Linked DNA regions of Homo sapiens: regions 1 and 3 are each linked to region 2. A link is a loop called in an ENCODE intact Hi-C map of the cell type or tissue named here. Cell type or tissue: B cell. All regions are shown on one strand. Links, peaks and the distances in the headings refer to the core of each region. The heading gives the core; the rest is flanking DNA. Region 1 holds the start of CCDC146-AS1 (CCDC146 antisense RNA 1). Region 2 overlaps CCDC146 (coiled-coil domain containing 146). Region 3 overlaps GSAP (gamma-secretase activating protein).

The links. Peaks named below come from ENCODE experiments on the same cell type or tissue, not always from the same donor. Only the 100,000 strongest peaks of a DNase experiment are listed, where the experiment ranks them.
Region 1: a loop joins it to region 2, with 5 times the contacts of the local background. A loop is called at or near these places in 16 of 110 quality-filtered maps.
Region 3: a loop joins it to region 2, with 9 times the contacts of the local background. A loop is called at or near these places in 8 of 110 quality-filtered maps.

The regions. Positions count from the first base shown.
Region 1 is chr7:77,243,892-77,250,446 of GRCh38, reverse strand. The region is part of intron 4 of CCDC146 (coiled-coil domain containing 146); the gene reads right to left. CCDC146-AS1 (CCDC146 antisense RNA 1) reads left to right here and starts at 1,739. Exons shown (of 2, transcript XR_007060387.1): 1 at 1,739-5,121. RefSeq lists a silencer at 3,092-3,141. In B cell, for the core only: CTCF peaks have their summits at 2,817 and 3,030 (motif pointing right); a DNase peak (open chromatin) is centred at 3,056.
Region 2 is chr7:77,190,270-77,196,824 of GRCh38, reverse strand. The region is part of intron 2 of CCDC146 (coiled-coil domain containing 146); the gene reads right to left. FGL2 (fibrinogen like 2) reads left to right here. Exons shown (of 2, transcript NM_006682.3): 2 at 1-3,456. The coding sequence ends at 546. Among named protein-coding and RNA genes, the nearest start is that of FGL2, 6.3 kb to the left of the region's middle. In B cell, for the core only: no CTCF peak of the experiment used is centred there; a DNase peak (open chromatin) is centred at 3,654; H3K4me3 peaks cover 855 bases; H3K27ac peaks cover 2,038 bases.
Region 3 is chr7:77,329,153-77,335,707 of GRCh38, reverse strand. It overlaps GSAP (gamma-secretase activating protein), which reads left to right. Exons shown (of 31, transcript NM_017439.4): 20 at 5,341-5,469; 21 at 6,317-6,375. Among named protein-coding and RNA genes, the nearest start is that of CCDC146-AS1, 84 kb to the right of the region's middle. In B cell, for the core only: a CTCF peak has its summit at 3,659 (motif pointing right); DNase peaks (open chromatin) are centred at 3,647 and 5,027; H3K4me3 peaks cover 294 bases; H3K27ac peaks cover 811 bases.

The DNA of each region.
Region 1 (6,555 bases), core at 743-5,742, 54 kb before region 2:
CCTTGTGAAATTATTCTCCAAAGTAAAGGAGAAATAAAGCCTTTCTCAGATAAAAATTGAGGACATTTGTTTGTCAATAGACCTGCTTTGCAAGAAATGTTAAAGGAAGCTCTTTAGAGGGAAGGAAAATTATATAGGTCAGAAACTCAGTTCTACACAAATGAAGAGCATTAGCTATGGAATCAGTGAAGGTAAAAGAAAAGCTTTTGTCTTATTCTTGAGATACTCGATAACACTGTTCAAATTTATAACAGCAGCAATGTATTCAATTACATATGCATATATATTTATGTATGCCCATGTGTAAGTGAAATGAATGACAGCAATGATACAAGGGATAGGAAGGAGGAATAGGACTATTTTGTTACTTAAAAAGTACTTGAAGTGGTATAGTGTTATTTGAAAATGGTCTTAAATTAGTTGTAAATGTATATTGCAAACTCCATGGCAACCACTTAAAGTAAAAAAAGATGTACAACTGATATACTAAGAAAGGAGAGAAAATGGAATTATATTAAATGCTTAGTTAAAACCACAAAAGGCATAAAAAGAGAGAACAAAAACAGGAATGAAGAACAAGCACAACAAATAGAGAACAGTGAAAATATGGCAGAAGATATTAACCCAACTACAACAGTAATCATTTTAAATGTCAGTTAAAAGATTGTCACAATGGATCCAAAAAGAAAAACAAACAAACAAAAACAAGACTCAAATTATATGCTGTGTTTGCCAATAATCCAGTTTAAATATAAAGACACATATATATTAAAAGTAAATGGATAGAGAAAGATATGCCATGCTAACATTAAAAAAAGATGAGTCACTAAATTAATTTCAGACAGAACGAACTTCAGAGCAAGAAAAAGTTATCAGAGACAAAGAGGGGCATTATATAATGATAAAAGAGTCAATCCTCTGAGAAGACCTAATGAATTCTTTTTTTTTTTTTTTTTTTTTGAGACAGAGTCTCAATCTGTCGCCAGGCTGGAGTGCAGTGGTGCGATCTCGGCTCACTGCAACCTCCGCCTCCTGGGTTCAAGAGAATCTCCTGCCTCAGCCTCCCGAGTAGCTGGGACTACAGGTGTGCACCACCACGCCCAGCTAATTTTTGTATTTTTAGTAGAGACAGGGTTTCACCATGTTGGCCAGGATGGTCTTGATCTCGACTTCGTGATCTGACTGCCTCAGCCTTTCAAAGTGCTGGGATTACAGGTGACAGCCACAGCGCCCGGCCAGTGGATTCTTAATATATTTGCACCTAACAACAGAACATCAAAATACATGAGGCAAAACTGATAGAAGTGCAAGGAGAAGTAGATGAATCCACTCTCACAGCTGGAGACTTCAACATCCCTCTATCAAAAGTGCACAGATCCAGAAGTCAGAAGATCAGTTAAGGACATAGTCAAACTCAATAATCCCATCAATCAATTGGATATACTTGGCATCTATAGAAAGAAATGTCAGTTTTTCTAAAAGCCAGTCATCATTGTAAATTGAGATTAACAAACAAAAGAAATAAAAACATTAGAAAGTACAGACAGTGAATGGGAACATATGGTTTTGTTCACTTATTCATGAGAAAATACAAAAAAAGTTTATATTTTTATTTTAACTAATAAGATGAGAGGACACGATGCTAGAATGACATTTTGGAAATTGCTTCAAATAGCTTGAATGTTCTAAACAAAATGAGTTCGATATAATTGCGTGTTTCTTCCAATAACCGTATTTTGAACTGTTTTATTGACCAGATTTCCTGAAGAAATCTAGAGAAATATTTTTCATTTTTCTTGCTATTCTTTATTTAATGACTAACTATTAAGTGCCAAAGAAGTCATATGATTTCCCGATATGGAAAGATTTTAAAGTTTGTATTGATCACACTTGGAAAATCATATGAAATAAATGAATACACAGACAATTATGTCCACTGGTTATAACAAATAACCAGATCCCACTAGTCCATAGATCTAGGAACATGAGCTAAAAGCACATGCACACCAGGTTTTCTCATTTGTATACATTTAAGGGATACAAGTGCAGTTTTGTTACATGGATATATTGCAGTGTGGTGACGTCAGGGCTTTTGGTACAACCATCACTCAAATTATATACATGTATACCCATTAAGTCATTTCTCATCCTTCACCCTCCTTCTGTCCTCCCACCCTTCTAAGTCTCCAGTATCTACTAGTCCACACTCTACGTCCACGTGTACACATTACTTAGCTCCCACTTATGAGAACATGTGGTATTTGGCTTTCTGTTTGTGAGTTTTTTTCACTTAAGATAACGGCCTTCAGTTCCATCCATATTACTGCAAAATACATGATTTCATTTTATGACTGAATAGTATTCCATTGTATATATATGTCACATTTTCTTTATCCAATCTCTTGACAGACACTTAGGTTGATGCCTTATCTTTGCTATTGTGAATAGTGTTGCAATAAACATATGAGCGCAGGTATCTTTTGGATATGATTTCTTTTTCTTGGGTATATAGCCAATAGTAGGATTGCCAGATGGATTAGTAGTTCTATTTTTAGTTCTTTGAGAAATATCCATGCTGTTTTCCATAGAGCTTGTACCAATCACATTCCTAGCAACAATGTATAAGTGTTCCCTTTACTCAGCACTCCGCCAACATCTTATTTTTTATCTTTTTAATAATAGCTATTCTGACTGGTATAAAATGATATATCATTGTGGTTTTAATTTGCATTTCTCTGATTAGTGATGAACTTTTTTCATTTGATTCTTAGCCATTTGTCTGCTTTTGAAAAATGTCTATTTATGTCCTTTGCCTACTTTTTAATGGGATTATGTTATTTTTGACATTTTATTTGCAATAATGTAGATGAATTTTGTAATACATGTGTCACATTGAATTTAATATAGATTAGTTGTCTAGACCACAAATTGAAGCTGAGTTTAGATCTTTAAATAGTTATGCCTTTGCTTTTAGAGCTTGCATATACATTAGTGGTATTTTACTTCCCAGGTATTGATCCTACACCTCGGGCATGCTGCCACCAGGGGGTAGTAGTGTGCTACTATCTTTCGGTTGTAAAGGCAACCTGAGTATTTCTGAGTTTCAAAATGGTGACAGCAAGCTCTTTCACAAGATGTGACTTATGGTCTTTCCTTTAAGTATATTTTTATGTTTAAACAAACATAAAATGACTAATTCTTTAGGACATTTAAAACTTACATTTCTATGATACATTTTTCTTTTTTTATTAGGAAATACTGACTTATTTCCTCTAAAAGGAATGTATTTTTCTATTTTTAAAGATTATAATCCTACTCCATCACACATGGTTGATCATTTTTATTTTCCCTGTTATCTTTTAATAAACTTATTTTAAATGTATATGTGTGGTTGAATCCATTTTTACCTAACATTTAATTAAAATATTTTCCTAAGTTGCTAAACAGACTTTATAATAATAGCTATTTACAAGGTTTTCTACTGGGTAGATATACCATAATAAAATAATCTTAAGTATTATTTATCATATACTGAACATACTGTGTGCCAGGTGCTTTAAATTTATCATATCTAAAATTCACAACCTTGCTAAGTAGGAATTGTGATTTTTGTTGTACAAATGAAGAAACTGAGGAGTTAAGCAACTTTTCCAAAGTCACACAGTCAAAGCTAAACTGACACACAAATACCGCTCTGACTACAGAGGTTCAGTAACAAGGTATTTCTGGAATGCATTATTTAAATATTCCACATTTTTTGAGAATTCAGATTGCTTCCAATTTTTCACTTTCATAAATATCAATATCTTTATGCATTATATCTTTTTCTCTCCTTTTGGGTTATCACTTTTGCATGGGATTACTGGGGCAAAAACATGTTTCTGTTTCTATGCCTCCTGGTATGTATTAACTCCTAACCTTTCAAACTTGCATTAAAACTTAAATCTGACATTTTTCAGCTTTCCTGACTAAGGGGTGCTTCAACATCAAAGCTCCTTAGGATTTACTTCCTTTCTAAAGCAACGTCAAAAGGCTTTTGGTTTTAAGGATCTATGGGTGAAGAGATAATGCAGGAAGCCCGATATGCTGACATGTGTGAGAGGCATCATTCACCACAGAAGTAGAAACAGCATGGATGGGTGAAAGTTGCAAGAAGGTAGGTTTATAAACAAATCCAACAACCATTTAAGTGTAGGAGCATTTCCAAAGTTGGCGTGAGCCTCTGTGGGAGGCTGAGAGCTTCCTGTCACTGGAAGTGTTTATGCATAGACTGAATGATCACTGAGAGGAGACTCTGGTGACTGACCAGTCAGGGCTGAGAACCACCTTTGGAACCCACGGTCCTCTAACTATAATGTGAGTCAGAGTCACATAAGCAAATGTCACTTTGGGTGGGGGCGGTGGGCTGGGGCAAAAATCATAATCATTACTTTTTGGATGGGATCTTCCTTTCAAACAAGTGTCTCAGGTGCTTCTTTTTGAGTAATGAGAAACACATTCAGAGAAACCTGTTCTAACTAAGTTAGTTCTTTTAAGATATTTGTTGCCACAGAAGAGCAAACTTTTTTTTTTTTTTAAGTTAAGGTAAAATCTGTTCTAGCTATGAGTTTTTCCTTGTGACTACTCCTGAGTACCTACATGCCTCTTCTGTCACATTCTAATTTTCTGGAATTCCAGATGTGTTGCTAAGATCATTCCTCCTTTCCTTTGTTACCAGATCTGTTGTTTCTTGGTTCCAACTTTGCTATCAGCACTGGACCAAGAATGGAAAACAACTAATAAACCCTGAATGTGCAACAAGGACCACAGGAACCAGCCACGGGAGAGTAGACAGTCACCAAGGTCAGGGTCACGTCAGGACAGCCCTGCACGTGTGCGGCCTGAGTGTTCCCACTCTCCGGGTTCACAGTGCAACAGACAGTGCCAGCTCACCACAGCCTTGTTTCCCCCAACTGACCAAGACTGGTCAGAATGTGTCAGATTTTGCATGAAAGACGCAACGTATTTGCTGTAAAATTTTAGGAATTACTAGAAAACAGGGAAGCCCCAAAAGGTAACACAATCAAGGCAAGGCAAAGGTTGAAGAGAGTACTGAAAAATCTTTTCAAACTGTTTAGAGAGGTAAGTACTCCTGTTTTGTTTCAAAAAGTAAGCTCAACTGTATTTAATTACTTTATTATGGATTTACAATGTATTAATTTAACTTTAAATAGATTACATATTATTTCCTGAACTGCATACTTATCAAGTCATAAATATTAATCCAGAAACAGAAACTACTGCAACATAGATTTAATTACTAACCAACCAACCAACCAGATAATTAGATTTATTAACATTAAAAGATTTATGTTATGTGAACATACACAAAAAAATTGACAAAATTACACAGTAAAATCCTTTCTCTAGAGTATTTGAAAAATAAGTTGTTCTTAGTAGTTGCCAATGATTCAGAAGTTCCTGAAGATATTGGGGTGGAGGAGTGCTAGTTATTTGGGCTTCTATTATCTAGAAACTCAATAAGAGTTTGTTGTGCTGGTCTGACAAATATCATCTGTATATGTGGATGAATAGTTTTCTCTCATTAGCTTCATCTCTTTATTTTTATGTGGGGATGGAAATATCTACTTTTTCCAGGGGAAGGAGGTCAGTGGGAGGGTGTGGAGGGAATTGGTTTCTGTGTCATGTGCAGTCATGTGCTGCTTAACAATGGGAATATATTCTGAGAGACGCGTCGTTAGGCAACTTCATCATTGTGTGAACATCACGGAGTGCACTTACACAAACCTATGTGGTGTAGCCTACTACACATCTAGGCTATGTGGTAAAGCCTACTGCACCTAGGCTATAGACCTGCATAGCAGGTTACCGGACTGAGTACTGTAGGCAATTGTAACACAATAAGTGTTTGTGTATCTAAACAAAGAATACACACAGTAAAAATATGGCATAAAAGATAAAAAATGGTACACCTGTCTAGGGCACTTACCATGAACGGAGGTTGCAGGACTGGAAGTTGCTCAGGGTGAGTCAGTGGGTGAGTGAGTGAGTGGTGAGTGAATGTGAAGACCTAGGACATTACTTACACTACTGTAGACCTTATAAACACTGTACACTTAGGCTACATTTATAAAAAATATTTTTCTTTGATAATAAATTTACTGTAACTTTTTTACTTTACAAAATTTACTTTTTTCAGCTTTTGACTCATAACACAGCTTAAAATACAAACACATTGTAGAGCTGTGTAAAAATATTTTCTTCCTTTGTATTCTTATTATGTAAGGTTTTTAATTAAATTTCTTTTTACTTTTACATTTTTGTTAAAAACAAAGACATACAGGAGTTCAAGACCACCCTGGCCAAGATGGTGAAATCCCGTCTCTACTAAAAATACAAAAATTAGCTGGGCATGGTGGTGGGCATCTGTAATCCCAGCTACTCAGGAGGCTGAGGCAGAGAATTGCTTGAACCCAGCAAGTGGAGGTTGCAGTGAGCCAAAATTGCACTACTGCACTCCAGCCTGGGCGACAGAGCACGACTCTGTCTCAAAAC
Region 2 (6,555 bases), core at 676-5,675:
GATGGGAGCACCAACTTCACCAGAACATGGCAAGACTACAAAGCAGGCTTTGGAAACCTCAGAAGGGAATTTTGGCTGGGGAACGATAAAATTCATCTTCTGACCAAGAGTAAGGAAATGATTCTGAGAATAGATCTTGAAGACTTTAATGGTGTCGAACTATATGCCTTGTATGATCAGTTTTATGTGGCTAATGAGTTTCTCAAATATCGTTTACACGTTGGTAACTATAATGGCACAGCTGGAGATGCATTACGTTTCAACAAACATTACAACCACGATCTGAAGTTTTTCACCACTCCAGATAAAGACAATGATCGATATCCTTCTGGGAACTGTGGGCTGTACTACAGTTCAGGCTGGTGGTTTGATGCATGTCTTTCTGCAAACTTAAATGGCAAATATTATCACCAAAAATACAGAGGTGTCCGTAATGGGATTTTCTGGGGTACCTGGCCTGGTGTAAGTGAGGCACACCCTGGTGGCTACAAGTCCTCCTTCAAAGAGGCTAAGATGATGATCAGACCCAAGCACTTTAAGCCATAAATCACTCTGTTCATTCCTCCAGGTATTCGTTATCTAATAGGGCAATTAATTCCTTCAGCACTTTAGAATATGCCTTGTTTCATATTTTTCATAGCTAAAAAATGATGTCTGACGGCTAGGTTCTTATGCTACACAGCATTTGAAATAAAGCTGAAAAACAATGCATTTTAAAGGAGTCCTTTGTTGTTATGCTGTTATCCAATGAACACTTGCAAGCAATTAGCAATATTGAGAATTATACATTAGATTTACAATTCTTTTAATTTCTATTGAAACTTTTTCTATTGCTTGTATTACTTGCTGTATTTAAAAAATAATTGTTGGCTGGGTGTGGTAGCTCACGCCTGTAATCCCAGCACTTTGGAATGTCAAGGCAGGCAGATCACTTGAGGTCAGGAGTTTGAGACCAGCCTGGCCAAACATGTGAAACGCTGTCTCTATTAAAAATACAAAAATTAGCCGGGCATGGTGGTACATGCCTGTAATCCTAGCTACTTGGGAGGCTGAGGCAGGAGAATCGCTTGAACCTGAGAGGAAGAGGTTGCAGTGAGCCAAGACTGAGCCACTGCACTCCAGCATGGGTGACAGAGAAAACTCTGTCTCAAACAAAAAAATAATAAAATTTATTCAGTAGGCTGGATTCTACACAAAGTAATCTGTATTTGGGCCATGATTTAAGCACATCTGAAGGTATATCACTCTTTTCAGGCTATAATTATTTGGGTAATCTTCATTCTGAGACAAACTTAATCTATATCATTTACTTTGCAACAGAACAACCCTACAGCATTTTGGTTCCCAGACTAAGGGAACTAATATCTATATAATTAAACTTGTTCATTTATCATTCATGAAATATAAAATACTTGTCATTTAAACCGTTTAAAAATGTGGTAGCATAATGTCACCCCAAAAAGCATTCAGAAAGCAATGTAACTGTGAAGACCAGGGTTTAAAGGTAATTCATTTATAGTTTATAACTCCTTAGATGTTTGATGTTGAAAACTGCTTTAACATGAAAATTATCTTCCTCTGCTCTGTGTGAACAATAGCTTTTAATTTAAGATTGCTCACTACTGTACTAGACTACTGGTAGGTTTTTTTGGGGGGGGTGGGTAGGGATATGTGGGTAATGAAGCATTTACTTACAGGCTATCATACTCTGAGGCCAATTTTATCTCCAAAGCAATAATATCATTAAGTGATTCACTTCATAGAAGGCTAAGTTTCTCTAGGACAGATAGAAAACATGAATTTTGAAATATATAGAACAGTAGTTAAAATACTATATATTTCAACCCTGGCTGGTAGATTGCTTATTTTACTATCAGAAACTAAAAGATAGATTTTTACCCAAACAGAAGTATCTGTAATTTTTATAATTCATCAATTCTGGAATGCTATATATAATATTTAAAAGACTTTTTAAATGTGTTTAATTTCATCATCGTAAAAAGGGATCATCTCAGAGAGAACAGCAGTATTCTGCGTATTTTTAAAAATGCTCTAGAGTAACATTTGAAGTAATTCACTGTAGTGTATGCCAGTCCTAGAAATAATTTTTTTAATTTCTGGTGTCTGTTTCTAATACACTAACCAAGTTTTCAAAATATATTTACAAAGATGCATCTTTACCCATTATTTTAAAATGATTAAGGAGGATAGTTGCTTCAGGTAACAAGCTAATTTTTCAAATATTAGGCCCTTACAGAACTATTTAGTCAAAAAGTAAGATATTCCTTTAAAATATATAACCCAAAGCTTTCAGTTAAACATGATATATCACAAATACTATTAAAATGTTAAAGAGAAATGCAAATAGCATTAAATGATGACCAAAATGTAAAATATTGTAGATTTCAAAAGCTGTGTCTCTATTAGGTGGGATACCAAATGTAAATGATGTAACTGACGTTGTTTTTTACTTTTTACTTTTTAAAAAAGACTAAAAACGTTTTGATATTATACAATGTATTTGTTTCAGATAAGGTCATTGTCATTTAGTATATATAATTAATATATGTACAAGTTTAAGTAAATTCCTGTGAGTAAAAATGGACTTATCACAAAACATAGTTCTAAAGAAAGGTATATGCTCATATACACGGTGTCCATTAATTTAATGGGAACTAGGTATAACTTCAGGAGAATTTGGCAAATAATTCATTAATCCATGTAAATATTCAAAAGCTTGTTCTATCCACATTATTTCAAGGGATCACTTTATTTTTCATTATACTTTCACAGCACTTTTCTAGTAAATTCTGTAACACAGAAATTCCATTTTGGAATCATTTCATGTTACCAATAATTCTAGACTTTTATAACATTTAACATGTTGATGGAAATAGATTACATCTGCTAGAACCTTTTGCCTTAACTATTCACCAATATATGCTAATATTCATAAATATGGATTGACTGTTTACAAACATTAGAATCTTGTCTTGGTTCCATTTTGATGGCTAATATTTGTTATCTTAATTAAGACTATTTCTGAGGTCATGATTACTTGAAAATATTGACTAAAACTGGGTCCTTAGAAATTCCAGGTGGAGCTGATTTACCTATGACTGAGGGGAAAAAAAAATCAAATTTTACTGATAATAGTAATGCTCCAAATGAATTAATGACACATCTGTTCAATAAATAAAGAGCTTAAATATACAAAACATAAGAAATCTGGGCAACAAAACTTGTGGTCTTTACTTTTGAATAGCTACCCAAGAAAAGGTTTTAAAGGTAAAAGTTATGAGTAATGTCATCACAATAAGCTCTTGTTTAAAATTCTTTTCTTTTATGTATAATTAGGTTTATGTTTCATGTCTTTTTAAAACCTTATAAAAGATTTAATTATCACATCTATTCTTCAATGTGGAAATATTAAATATTGTTGGTTGTAAAATAATATTTATGTACTTACTTGTGTCTGAAAAGTTGTAAAATGCTTACCTCAGCTATACAATATCTGTGACTCTGAAGACTTTAATGAGTACTATTTCATTAACAAGAAGTCAGAGGCAAATAGAGGAACACCATTATCTTACTTCCCTCTAGAATACTGTTGAAACATTTGAAATACAAAAGTTTCAGTTTCATTTTGTGGCATTCAACTTCCTCTCCTCTTTTTCCGTTATTAGTGTTGCTGCTCTGGTTAGCCCTCTTCATCTCCTTAGGACAACACAAACGCATCTGAATAGTCTGTACCTCTGGTTTCAGTCTATTCCAGTCCAACTTTCATCCCTACCAGGGGGATTGTTCAAAAGTACAATTCTGATCATGTTATTGTCCTGCTTAAAAAACTTTCAACAACGCCTTCTTTTCTTTTTTTTTATTATTTTATTTTATTTTTTTTAGAGACGGAGTCTCACTCTGTCGCCCAGGCTGGAGTGCAATGGCGAGATCTCGGCTCACTGCAACCTCTGCCTCCTGGGTTCACGCCATTCTCCTCTCTCAGCCTCCTGAGTAGCTGGGACTACAGACGCCTGCCACCTCGCCCAGCTAATTTTTGTATTTTTAGTAGAGACGGGGTTTCACCATGTTAGCCAGGATGGTCTCGATCTCCTGACCTCGTGATCCACCCGCCTAGGCCTCGCAAAGTGCTGGGATTACAGGCATTAGCCACCGTGCCCGGCCAACAATGCCTTATTTTCTACAAGATAAAATCTGGCAAATAAGTCCCTTCATGAAATGATTTTTACCACTACTTATACTTCTGCCATACTAAACGCCTTGTTGTACACAAACAAACTACGCTTTCTAATGTTTTCATTGCCTTTAGTATACTGTTTCCTTGGTCTAGATAGAATGCCATCCTCTTTCCTCACTGGGTTTTGTCTTATCACCCATGATTAACAGCAGGAACTCAGGAGCTGGCCTTCCTGGTTTGAATTTCAGCTCCACTATTTGCAAGCTGTATGATCCTGGGCAAGTCACTTAATGTTCTTTGGTTCCTTCAATTATAAAATAGGAATAGTAATAGAATCTGCCTGATAGAGTTATTGAGAGGATTAAATCACATATATAAAGCACCTAGAACATATATATTTAAAAATCATCATTCCCAGCTGGGTGTTGGTGGCACATGCCTGTAATCCCAGCACTTTGGGAGGCCGAGGTGGGCGGATCACGTGAGACCAGCCTGGCCAACATGGTGAAACCCCATCTCTACTAAAAATACAAAAATTAGCCAGGTGTGGTGGCTCACACCTGTAGTCCCAGCTACTCAGGAAGCTGAGGCAGGAGAATTGCTTGAACCTGGCAGACAGAGGTTGCAGTGAGCAGAGATGGCGCCACTGCACTCCAGCCTGGGTGACAGAGAAAAAAAATCATCATCATCCTAAGTAGTTATTATTATTTTTTATTTTTTGAGATGGAGTCTTGCTCTGTCGCCCAGGCTGGAGTGCAGTAGCACCATCTCGGCTCACTGCACGCTCCGCCTCCTGGGTTCACACCATTCTCCTGCCTCAGCCTCCCAAGTAGCTAGGACTACAGGTGCCCGCCACCACACCCAGCTAATTTGTTTTGTATTTTTAGTAGAGACTGGGTTTCACCGTGTTAGCCAGGATGGTCTCGATCTCCTGACCTCGTGATCCGCCCACCTTGGCCTCCCAAAGTGCTGGGATTACAGGCGTGAGCCACTGCGCCAGGCCCTAAATAGTTATCTCTTATAGGCAGAGTTCTCTGATGACAGTAGGTGGGGTCCTGGCACCTCTCCTAGATCTTATGCCATCCTACATATTCCTTATTATATATTATTCAATATTGTCTAAGTTCTATCCTGAAATCAATCTGTGTGAATAGGAGTAAAGGAAATTTGAGACATGAGTATTGTTATTCAAAGTGATTAATAATATGTTGCCACAGAGAAAGAGTTGTACTCTAAAGAGGCCACAGTTATGATTGGGAAAGTAGTGGGTAGGGTCAAATCTGCGGATATGAGAGACTGTGAACATAGGTGAGAAGCAATTACAGCCAGGGAGAATATGGCAAGACAGGATCAAATACAGTAAGTCCTCACTTAACGCTGTTGATAGGTTCTCAGAAACAGCGACGTTAAAACAACATACCATGTAACAAAACCAATTTTACCATAAGCTAATTGACATAAACAAGAATGAAGTTCCTATGGCATACAATATGCTGTTTTTGCTTAAAGTTGCTGTTTCCAAGAACCTATCCATGATGTTAAGTGAGGACTTACTGTATACTATAGGACTGGGAATGTAACAGTGGCAAACTTTTAGAAGGGGTCCTAGGAACATGCCTGTGGGGACATGTCACACAGAGGCATATTGCTGTACCTGCCCAATAGTGATTGTTCCACCCTACTGAATTCCTGAAGAAAAAAGCAGGAATAATTTTGAAATTAATTTTAATATAAAATCCATGAATCCTTTAATTTTTTAAAAAGTTACAGATTAAAATAAAGACTCCTTCACAAATCACCTTCAATTTCAATCCTGTCCCTCTCCCCAGAGGTAACAAGCCGAGGTGGCCAATTCCCAACTTTAATTTCATTCTGTGCATTGCCAGATCACAATGTCTACTAAGTCATAAGCTTGCCAGGTCTCCTTTGTTGATTGACTGGAAAGAGGTGGAAATGAGAGGAAATGGGTATACTTTGAAAACATGGAGTGTCCCGAATTCCCAAACATGAGTGGGCCCCCCCTTGCTTTTTGAAGTAGTCCCTCCCCTGACATTGATGAGGATGTCCTCTTGCTGGAGGGCACTGTTGCTTTCTTTCCTGGGGGAACACTCCAAATTCTTCCTTAGGCTCCTTCATCCCACTCATCAGCATCTCCAGATTCATCATCAGGGCATGCCCCAGTATCAGTTCTAAAGTCTAATGGAAAGAGAAGGCTTTGCACAACTTTGCTAACTTATATCAGCAGAAGGCTGGAGAAGACATGTAGAGAGAGACTGAGGTTGCCTGATTAAGGAAGAAACAATTTTAGATGTGACTGAATTTACTGGTATAGGTATATTTACCAGAAATTATAGATTCAA
Region 3 (6,555 bases), core at 590-5,589, 140 kb before region 2:
AAATGAAAGGCAGATTTTTTTTCTGGCAGTAATTTGCAGATGAGCCAGTACCACAGAGCTTTTTTTTTTGTTTGTTTTTGGATCAATTGGCAATCCAAATCATAAATGGGAAACAATTCCTTAATGTAACCCACTGGTTCTTTTGTTCAGTGAATAGTTGTGATGGGCTGTGTTTGGCAATTATTTCAGGTCATCCTAAGAGAAAAAACTCCCCTTTATGTAGGAAAATGCTTCCAGGTCATTCCTTGAGGATGTGATTGCTTCTAACATTGTCTCTAATTCAGGGGTATTTTTCTTTGCCGTGCTTTTTATGAAACAGTCTCATTCTGTCATCCAGGCTGGAATGCAGTGGCATGTTCTTGGCTTACTGCAACCTCTGCCTCCCCAGGTTCAAGTGATCCATCTCAGCCTTCCAAGTAGCTGGGCCTACAGGCACACACCACCATGCCGGGCTAATTTTTTGCATTTTTAATAGAGCCGGGTTTTCACCATGTTGCCCAGGCTGGTCTCGAACTTCTGAGCTCAAGTGATCCACGCATCTTGGCCTCCCAAAGTGCTGGGATTGCAGGTGTGAGCCACTGCATCTGGCATGGGTATGTTTCTTTTTTTCTTTTTTTTTTTAATTGAGACGGAGTCTTGCTCTGTCGCCCAGGCTGGAGTGCAGTGGCGCGATCTCAGCTCACTGCAAGCTCTGCCTCCCGGGTTCATGCCATTCTCCTGCCTCAGCCTCCAGAGTAGCTGGGATTACAGGCGCCCGCCACCACACCCGGCTAATTTTTGTATTTTTAGTAGAGACGGGGTTTCACTGTGTTAGCCAGGAAGGTCTCGATCTCCTGACCTTGTGATCCACCCGCCTCGGTCTCCCAAAGTGCTGGGATTACAGGCGTGAGCCACCATGCCTGGCCGGGTATGTTTCTTATACAGCATTTTTGTGTTTTATTTTTAAAGCTTTATTAGCTCTTTTCGAGTTGCCGGTGATGGGCTTCCTGGGCAGTTGTGGCTTTCATTTTGTGGTGCTGTTGTTCCTGATGAGTACAGTATTTGCTTTGTTGGATAACTGCTAGCTGATTGACAGTGATTTCCTGTGCTCCCAGGTTCATCTTTTTTTTTTTTTTTTTTTTTTTTTTAAATTTTAAGTTCCAGGATACATGGGCAGGACATGCAGGTTTGTTACATAGGTAAACGCATGCCATGGTGGTTTGCTGCACCTCTCAACCCATCACCTAGGTATTAAGCCCAGCATGCATTAGCTATTTATTCTGATGCTCTCCTTCCCCCAACCCCCCAACAGGCCCCAGTGTGTGTTGTTCCCCTCCCTGTGTCCATGTATTCTCATTGTTCAGCTCCTACTTATAAGTGAGAACATGTGCCATTTGGTTTTCTCTTCCTTTGTTAGTTTGCTGAGGATAATGGCTCCCAGCTCCATCTGTGTCCCTGCAAAGGACATGATCTTGTTCCTTTTTGTGGCTGTATAGTATTCCACGGTGTATATGTACCACATTTTCTTGATCCAGTCAATCATTAATGGGCATTTGGATTGATTCCATGTCTTTGCTATTGTGAATAGTGCTGCAGTGAACATACACGTGCATGTAGCTTTATAATAGAAGGATTTGTATTCCTTTGGGTATACACCCAGCAATGAGATTGCTGGGTCAAATGGTATAATACTTCCAGTTCTAGGTCTTTGAGGAATCGCCATAGTGTCCTCCACAATGGTTGAACTAGTTTACATTCCCACCAACAGTGTGAAAGCATTTCTATTTCTCCACAGCCTCACCAGCATCTGTTGTTTCTTGACCAGTCTCATCCTAGAGCATAGTGGTGCGATGGTGTGTCTTGGCTCTTGGGATTGTGCAGATTCAACTCTCCCTTCCCCTCCCCTCCCCTCCATTCTGGGTTACAACATCTAAAACGTTATGTGGGAGATCCTTTATTCTCTGGGATAATGAGCATGCTGGTATCACCTTGGCATTCAGAATCCCTCAAAGATTTGGCCCTAACTACCTCTTTAACTATATCTCCTATTTTAAAACCACACAATCAGAAGTCTTTAGACAGCTGGTGATTTATATAGCCTTTAAGCCAGAGGTGTATAGACTGAGTAAAGTGTTTGAGGGTGGGGTGCCCGGGATTACTTGAACATGCTCACTGTTGTCAGTCCTGGCTGAACATTAGGATGCCTTGGGGGAACTTGTAAAACTCATAAGGCTCAGGCATACCCCAAGCCAATTAAATCTAATTGGGGATGGGACCCAGGTGGTTCCAATGGGCAGCTGAGGCTGGGAGTTGCACATGCTGGAGGCTATTGTCTTCACCATAGAGAATGAAGTACTGTTGACTCTGATGCTCTGGCTCAGATCTGAGCCCCGAATCCATCTTCTAGTCTGTGTCTTTGCTCACACCCAAAGAGTCCCACCTGGAATATCCTTTCCTTGTCCTTCACTGACTCAAATCCATTTCCCTCCCCTGTTCCATCTCTGTTTTCCAAGTTTCCAAATAGACCTTCCAATTTAGAATAATCTCTGCATTTCTTTTTTTTTGGAGACAGTCTCGCACTGTCGCCACGCTGGAGTGCAGTGGCGCCATCTTGGCTCACTGCAACCTCCGCCTCCCGGGTTCAAGTGTTTCTCCTGCCTCAGCCTCCCAAGTAGCTGGGACTACAGGTGCATGCGACCACGCCCAGCTAATTTTTGTATTTTTAGTAGAGATGGGGTTTCATCATGTTGGCCAGGATGGTCTTGATCTCTTGACCTTGTGATCCGCCTGCCTCTGCCTTCCAAAATGCTGGGAGTACAGGCATGACCTGGCCGCATTTCTTAACTGAAAAAAGTTAGATCACTTCTCTAGTGGATACCAAATAGTGAAATATATAGATTTTTCTGTATTATCTTAATATCTGTAAGATATTATAGATATATCTAATATCTATATTAGGCCAGTGACCCCCCTCCTAAAAAACATGTAAGTTCGTGTGAAAATATTTTTGGGATGTTTGGCTAACAGTATTTCTTACTTAAGTGTAAATTTTAATTTTTGTTTTATTTTAAATTCAGATCTTTTTCCTTCTAACTCTAGTCTATTTTAGGCCATGGATTTCTTTGAAAATCTGGTACAAGCTATAGACCATCTACCCAGAAGAGCGCTCATACAAACACATGCTCTATTTTACATTCAGGCAGTGGGTGCTGGAGCCCCTGGAAAGCCTGTCCACTGACATGTGGCGAGCTCTGTTTGATCTGTTTCTTCTTAGCAGACAGATGGCTATGCTAATTAGCCTGATTTGATAAATCCACAATGTATGCATGTATTGAAACACCACATTGCAACCCATAAATATATACAATTATTTGTTAATTTAAAATAAAACAAAACTATGAAAAATGTGCCTACCTCCCCAAAAGGTTATGAGGAAAGGGATTTTTTAAATGGAGTAAGAAGGAAGGTAATTTGGGAGAGATCTTTTCTTAGGAGCTGCAGTGAGTGGGGACTTCTAACAACAGGATAGCATTTGACTTGAGGGGATGGGGCCAGATGACAGTTAGAGGGCATCTGAGTTTCTCCCCTCCCATATCCTGTCCTGGGCAAGGTCTGGGTGAACTGCGTGGGTGGGACTCTTATGGCCAAGCAGGAGGAATTAATAGCTCAACTGAACACTAGATGTCACCACAACACCAATTAGTTTTCTGGCTTTTGGCACTCCTGTGCCTGAGCCCAGATTAGGACAGCAAGAAAGCTTTAGAGACTTCCAGTCAGGGACCTAATTCCATCAAACGTCTGCAGGATTTGTCTTGTCTTTTTTTTTTTTTTTTTTTCTTCTTAAATACAAAGAAGACCCAAAGGGTGGATAAGTGTACGTTCATTATAAATAAATGGAAAGGGAAAGAAAAGATGAGTGAGGTGAGTCAAGTGAGGAGTGGGATTTGATTCCTGTTTTCCCCGGGACATGAGACTTTCTTGGGAAGAGTTTTTCTGTCTCTGGGAGAAGGGATGTTGGCTGGATGGGCATTTCAGGCTTCTGAAAGAGCAAGTTTTAATATTATGTTACTTACTTTACTGATACTCCAAAACACATTTCAAACCAATTATGACTGTCTTTTGAATAAAAATGGTAATAATGTGCTATAATTTAACATGAGGGCATTTTTCTTGATTGAGGTGTTTTTGTTTGTTTGTTTTTAAGTTTTCTTATTTTTCTTGCAGTTCAGCCAAGTCTTGTCACCTTGGCAGGCAATAGTTCACTTAGTTTTATGACCACACATTACATCTCTGGCCCCAGTCAAATCATTTGTAAATGCACATATTTTGGCAAAAAGTATCCTAAGTCTACCTTTATTGGTTTAAAACCAAGTTGTGTCAGAATATCCTTCAACACTAAGAATGTATTTTTTTATTTTTATTTTTTTTGAGACGGAGTCTCGCTCTGTCACCCAGGCTGGAGTGCAGTGGCATGATCTCAGCTCACTGCTAGCTCCACTTCCTGGGTTCATGCCACTCTCCTGCCTCAGCCTCCTGAGTAGCTGGGACTACAAGCGCCCGCCACTGCACCTGGCTAATTTTTTGTATTTTTGGTAGAGACGGGGTTTCACCGTGGTCTCGATCTCCTGACTTCGTGATCCGCCCACCTCAGCCTCCCAAAGTGCTGGGATTACAGGCATGAGCCACTGCACCTGGTCAACACTAAGAACGTATTAACATTGCATTTTATTATTTAAAAATGAATATAATGGATACATTCTTGCTTCAGGGTAGTACAATTATATCAATAATTCAAAGATCTAGATAGAATGCTGACTAATTCTGTTTTGGTGTATGTGACAATGTAAAATTAGTTCATTTTATCTTTTTTTGATTCCTAGGTTTTGAAAAATGTCCTGGGCAGTAAATAAATTTAGCAGGAAAGTACGCCTACTCCATTTATCCAAATGTTAATGAACTTTCTCTTAGTGAACATGGCACTGTTGACACCACCTAAGTCATAAAAACGGGTCTCAAGGGAGGAAATGACTCAGTGTGTTTAATACAGGTTTCCCTGCTAAGCCTCAATCTGGGGAAGTCCTGTTGGTTTTGGGAAGTGAGCAGCAGTTCTCTATGTGGTTTAAAAAAACAACGACAAAAAAAAAAAAAAAAAAAAGAGACAGAAAATGAAGTGGGTAAAGAAGATTCTTTAAGTCTATTTTAGAATCCCTATTGGGTCTAGAATGCCATCTTCTGTACAAAGTATTCACTCAGAAATGTGGACCCTGAGAGCTCGGGAAATAAGGCTTGTGTAATACTCACTGGGTGGTTTGGGCCACTGGGCCTGCCTCTGAAGGCCACTGATGTTTTTGTCTCCTACAGGTGCTCAGCTTTAAGGGCTACTGGGAAAAACTGAACTCCAACCTAGAATATGTTAAGTACGCCAAGCCACACTTCCACTATAACAACAGTGTGGTCAGGAGAGAGTGGCACAACCTGATCTCTGAAGAGGTATGAGTGGGTCAGTGAGAACAAAGCCAGCAGCGAGGCATAGTGGACTGGATCCAGGTGATGCCTTTAAATCATAAGGCTGGCTTCCATGTGCAGCACTCTTCCCAATTGCCAGGGACTTGATCATTGTCATTACTGATCTCAATGGGCAGAGATGCTTCTATGATCTCTGTTCTCCTAGGGAGGAAACTGAAAAGCAGAAAGTTTAAGGGGACACACAGCACATTCATAGTAGAAGTATGATTAATATCCATGTCTCAGATGTGTTCTCAGGTTACTTATGTAGTTAAAAATTGATATTAAAAAATCTAGGTGTTCCCAACTTAGTGGTCATTAGGGGTTGGGGTAGTTGGAGGGAGAATAGTGGACGTGACTCACTGTCCAGGGGTGACCCAGGGAAATCTTTGGGGGTGATCGAAGACTTCTATGTGTTGATTGTGGTGGTACATTGTGGGACATGAATCTAAACATGATAAAATGACATAGAATGACACACACACATTGTGCCAATGTCAATTTTTGATTTTGATATTGTGCTCTAGTTAGGTAAGATATAAGCACTGAGGAGACTGGGTGGAGGGTACATTGCATCTCTCTCTAGTATCGCTGCATGTAGATTAGTGTTGTTGTGTGTAGTATATAGTTGACTCGCAGTTTCCTGTGAATCTGTAATTGTTTCAGAATAAAATATTTCTTAAAACTTTAAAAAAAATCTAGGTGTTCTGATTACCTGGAAAGTATATTTCTTCTCTCTGATGCTCTTAACTGTATTGCATTATATCCTTGACGTGAAAAGTCACCGATAAAACCTTTACCTTCCACATTTCTGACGTGTTCTCACTCCTAGAAAACAGGAAAAAGAAGGTCTGCGGCATACGTGAGGAATATTCTTGATAATGCAGTAAAGTAAGTGAAAGCAGAGGTTATCATATCTGTAAGATGGTTGACATTTACAATTACTTTGTTTTGTTGGCTACCTTTTATAGAAGTAGTTTACTTTTGTTGCATATCCCCAGCAAAATAATATTGTCAGCTTCATGAATGCAGCCACTTGGACCCTATTCTGGAATTTGGTGCTGGAATTTC